Linked DNA regions of Mus musculus: region 2 is linked to region 1. Evidence: chromatin loops called from intact Hi-C (ENCODE). Cell type or tissue: heart. All regions are shown on one strand.

Evidence for each region. A loop is a pair of places that touch in the nucleus more often than their neighbours do. Peaks named below come from ENCODE experiments on the same cell type or tissue, not always from the same donor. Only the 100,000 strongest peaks of a DNase experiment are listed, where the experiment ranks them.
Region 2: a loop joins it to region 1, with 3 times the contacts of the local background. A loop is called at or near these places in 36 of 42 quality-filtered maps.

What each region holds. Positions count from the first base shown.
Region 1 is chr7:126,636,067-126,638,566 of GRCm38, forward strand. No RefSeq gene overlaps it. Among named protein-coding and RNA genes, the nearest start is that of Nupr1, 12 kb to the left of the region's middle. In heart, a CTCF peak has its summit at 1,260 (motif pointing left); no DNase peak of the experiment used is centred here.
Region 2 is chr7:126,586,464-126,588,963 of GRCm38, forward strand. Apobr (apolipoprotein B receptor) reads left to right here. Exons shown (of 4, transcript NM_138310.1): 2 at 1-1,348; 3 at 1,434-1,699; 4 at 1,794-2,500. The coding sequence ends at 1,863. Among named protein-coding and RNA genes, the nearest start is that of Cln3, 1.9 kb to the left of the region's middle. In heart, a CTCF peak has its summit at 1,506; DNase peaks (open chromatin) are centred at 558 and 1,408; H3K4me3 peaks cover 601 bases; H3K27ac peaks cover 689 bases; H3K27me3 peaks cover 393 bases.

The DNA.
Region 1 (2,500 bases):
CCTAGTATAGGGAATTCTAATCCTGGATTCAGAGGCAATAACCCAATCTCAGAAATCTCAGTTCAGGGAAGCTCTAAAAACTCAGCCTGTCAAGTTCACTATAGTGGTACACACCTGTAATTCCAGCTCTCAGGAAGCTGAAGCACAAAGATCATGAGTTCAAGGCCAGCCTGGTCAACTTAACAAAACCCTGTCTCAGAAACACAAAAGTAGGCTGAGCATGCTGATGCACACATTCAATCCCTTCACTCACAGATAGAATCAGATGGATCTCTGGGAGTTTGAGACCAGCCAGGTCTAATGAATGAATGAATGAATGAATGAATGCATGCCCAGGCCAGCAAGTTGGCTCAACAACTAAGTGCTGGGCCACCAACCTAAGAGCCTAACTTCCATTCTCAGGACCCATCTCAGGTGGAGGGCAAGGACCAGCTCCTGCAATTTGTCCTCTGTCCTCCACATGTGTGTACTGTGACCTGAAACCCCCTGACACACACACACACTACACATACACTCACATAATAAATAACCCAATAACCAATAACAAAAGTACTATCTCTCTCCTCTCACTGACAAGGATCAGCACATGCAGGCTCTTACGCAGGAGTAGATACTGAGATTTGCAAGCCCTCTATTTTAAATGTTATGATTTTTAGAGAAGTAGTTCCTTCATAGCATAGACTTTTACTTGAGCTAAAAATGTTTGTATTCATCAAGTCTGTTCCCTGTAGAAACACTGTGGCTACGTGGGAACAGTGTCAGGTGCCTGCTACAGTCAATAAAGAGGTTGCTGTTTATAAGGCACTTAACCTTGTTTGATTTTGAAACAGGATATCTCTATGTTGTCCAGGTTGGCCTTGAATCTCTAGGCTCAGGTGATCTACTTGGCTCAGACTCTGAAGAAACTGGTATTGCAGGCCTGTGTCACCACACACCTGGCAAGAATTTAATAAGTCTGATCTAATCAGCCTGGAGCTGCTCTCAATGCTCAGTAGTGACACTACAAGATCTGTATGCTCTCTTGCTCTCTGCCAGGGCAAACTGCTCCCATAGACCTTAATATCTATATATACACACATACATACACATACACATAATAAAATGTACATATCTACATAGTAATAAAAAATGGGACCCCAGGACTAGAGCAATCGCTAAGAAGTTAAGATCTTCCAAGGGAGAGTTCAGGTCCTACACTTATTTCAGGCAGTGAACCACTACCTGAAATTCCAGTTCCAGGGCATCTTGTGCCCTCTTCTGGCCTCCTAGGGTATCTGCAATCACACTTCCCCTGGTTCTGGTTCATGCATGTACCTACATGGCCCCCCAGGGAACACACACACATACACATAAATAAAAACACCTAAACATGGTGGTGTTTCAAATCATGGTGATTCAAAATCATGCATAGGGGTGGAAAATAAAAAACAGATCGCCCAGCATTCGTTATAGGTGGAGGCAGGAGGATGGCGAGTTTGAAGCCAGTATGAATTACATGGTGAGATCTTGTCTCAAAAGGCAGGAGAGATGGCTGGCTCTCAGAGTACATGTTGCTCTGAGAACCCAAATTTGGTTCTCAGAGCTCACAATGGCCAGTTACTCTGGCTTTATGGAGTTTTGTATATGTGTATGTTTATTGTGTGTGCCTGGTCCCTGAGGAAATCATAACAGGGCATTGGTCTCCTAGAACTGGAGTCACGGATAGTTGTGAGCTGCGATGTGGGTGCTATATGGACTGGACCTGGGTCCTCTGCAAGAGCAGTAAATGGTCTAACAGTTGAACCATCTGTCCAGCCCCCCTCTTTCTGCTTTTGTATGGGGCAGGTTTCACTCTGAAGCCCTGGCTGGTCTGGAACTCACTATGTAGACCAGGCTAGCCTTGAGCTCACAGAAACTCACCTACCTCTGTGGGGATTAAAAGTATATGCCATTATGCCCATACAAAAATAAGATAAATTGTGGGAAAGAAAGAATGAAAGGAAAGAAAAGAAAAGAAAAGAAAAGAAAAGGAGAGAACATTATATTCATTTCCCTAAAATGATGCTATCTGGCTCCAGCTTTATAGCCATGTCCAGCTGTAGCCAACTTTAAGGTGAGAAATCACTCCAATGCACTTAGAGATTAATAAGGAGAACTCTAATAAAATCATGATCTGGGGCCAGGCTAATGCTATGGGATGTGAGCCACAAACAGAAATCCACCATAGGCTGGGCGTGGTGGCACATGCCTTTAATCCCAGAACTCGGGAGACAGAGACAGGAGGATTTCTGAGTTCAAGGCCAGCCTGGTCTACAGAGTGAGTTCCAGGACAGCTAGGACTACACAGAGAAACCCTGTCTTGAAAAACCAAAAACCAAAACCAAACCAAACCAAACAAACAAAAAAAGAAATCCACCATAGCTTATCAGGCTGTAATCTTACATAGGCATTCCTCTGAGGGTGGATTCTCGGGTTCCCACGCCAAGTTACATTTCTGAGCAATTAGTTCTACTAGTTTTAC
Region 2 (2,500 bases), 50 kb before region 1:
AGAAGAAGAGGTACGGGCAGAAGAATCCTCCAGGGAGAAAAGGAACTCCTGGGCCACAGAGCCTACGCTAGTCCTAGACACGGAGGCTAAAGATGAACCTGACTGGGAAGACTCTCCAGAAGTCAGCACTGAGGAGTTGTTTGTGGGAGAGAGGAGTGAAGCCGCCCAGATGACACCAGAGGTATTGAGAGTAAAGGTCACTGAAGGACAGGACCCTGAGCTGGTGAGACATTCCCAGGCTTTAACTAAACAACTTGAGGAAGGACAGAAGGGTCAGGAAGAGACTAGTGGAGCTCCAGACCTGAGCCCAGAGCGGGTGCTAAGCTTGAAGGAATATCCTGGGCCTGTGGGGTTTGCAGGCCCTGAGCTAGAAGCCTGGGGAAACTGGAGTAGGGGTGTGGACCGCAGAAATAGCCAGGAGGTAAAAGCAGATGCTGAAGCAGGCAAGGAACAGACTGCAACCGAGCAGGCAGTGGAGATCCGGGCTGAAGGAGGCCAGGAGGCCCAACAGCCAGAGGTCTTCGGGTCAGGAGGAGAGGAGGCACTGACCTCCGTAGCACTTAACCCGGAGCTGGAGGGAAGCCAAGGAGCAGAGGCGGGGACAGAAGAGTCAGTGGAGGAATCCAAGCCCACAGAAAACGAGGCTGCTGAGGAGGAGGCTGTAGTGCCTTGGGAGGCAGATGGAACTTGCAGGAAGAGGAGGCTGGAGGAGGTGACTCTGAGCCTGCAAGACAGTGAGGACACAGAGACCAGTTATTTGGCTGAGGAGATTATTGTGGGTATCAGGGCCGTGGATACCGAGGAAGGGCCAAAATGGGAAGCTGGGTTGGCTCCAGAAACAGAGCTTGGGAAAGCCTGGTGTTCCGAGGGCAGAGGGGAGGCTGGGAGAGGCACGGAGCTGGAGGAGACTACAGAGAAGCAAAGTGGACAGGAAGTTGGCTTGGTGGGCTCAGCAGAGAAGGTGTCTGGCTATGATATCCAAGAAATTGATGGGACTGAAGAGGGGGAGCAGGCAGAGATGGAGACATCTGTAATGGCAGAAGACATAAGGGGGACGGATGGTGTGACTTTAGGCTCCCAGGCAGAGAGAGCAGAGGGGTCCATAACCCCCATGGAGACTGAGGGGCTCCTAAGAGATCAGATGCTGTTGGAAGAAGAGGCTGGGGGAGGGCAGTCGCGAGAGCAGAAGGTCCACAACTCAGAGGGCGAGATCCAAACGCTGGACGACTCTTCAGACCAGGAGGGGCAGCAGACACACCAAATCCCCACAGTAGCTGTGCCTGGGCCCTTGGAATCGGCTGAGGCCACGGCAGGTGCCCCAGGGGATGTTCACAGCAACTGGAATGAGGTGAGGGCTTCAGCAGGGCCCCGAGAGGGACAGGCAGAATCTGGAAGTCAGTTCTCCACAGTCCTCTATGTCCCTTATCCTGCAGGCCCTGCTCCCTGGGTCCCGCCTGGATGTCTCTGTCCCTCGGAGTCGTGTGCTCCTCTCTCGAAGCTCCTCACGGCGGCGCTCGAGGCCCTCTTTCCATCGAATCTCTGTTCCTGAGCCACAGTGTGACCCTCCCAGCCCCCAACCCCAGGCGGAGCGGCCGGTCCCTGAGCAATCCTCTCTTCAGCTAGAGGAAACTCCAGAGCTAAGTGCCACAAAGCCCGAGGGGACTCCAGTGCCAGCCAGAAGAAAAATGCTGGGGCGTGGGTAGGCACAGGGGCGCTATGCTTGGGATGGTGAGGAGGCTGCGGGAAGCTGGGGTCCACCTCCCAGAGCTCTTATGGATCTGTTCCTTCTACAGGTTTGGCTTTGCTCATCCTGGCATGATGCAGGAGCTGCAAGCCCGACTGAGCCAGCCAAAGCCACAGTGACAGGGCCTAGAGCCCTAGAGAGAGAGACCTCCCAAGAGAGTCCGAAGGCTCTTCTGGACCCTGGTTACTCTTGAGTCCCTCGGCCACTGGAATATATCTTTTCACCCTCCCGGCCTCAGCTAAACTGGATATTTATGAAGACCTTGAATCTAGGAGTCTGATTAAGCCAGTGAGGAACCTGCTCCACTGGCATCGATCATGGATTCCTTTCCCGGTGCCCTTTCACATCTGTCTCAGCTACTCGGAAGGCTACCCGGAAGACTGGGCTGGGGAAACTATTTTCCCCTAAATTTCCCCAGTATGCTCACCTGCCACCCAATGTGAGATAAGACCAGCAAGTGTAAGTGTGCTTGCGTGTAAGATAGCACACTTCTGGGGTGGAAACCAGCCCAAAGGAAAGAGGTTCAAGGGGCTGAGCAAGGGACACCACTTGGAGTCCACGGCCACCGGCAACAGATCAGTTGCTTTGAGTTTCCAAAATGACGGCTCGGTATCACAGCTCTGCAGGTTACTATGCTAACCTCCATGCCAGAGTTGGGGAACGTTGCCCAGGAACTCCAAGCACATAGGAGTAGAGAGGGGTTCTGTGTGGCTGGAAGCTTCCCCCTCCCCCCAACTCCATCCCAAACCGGCCTGT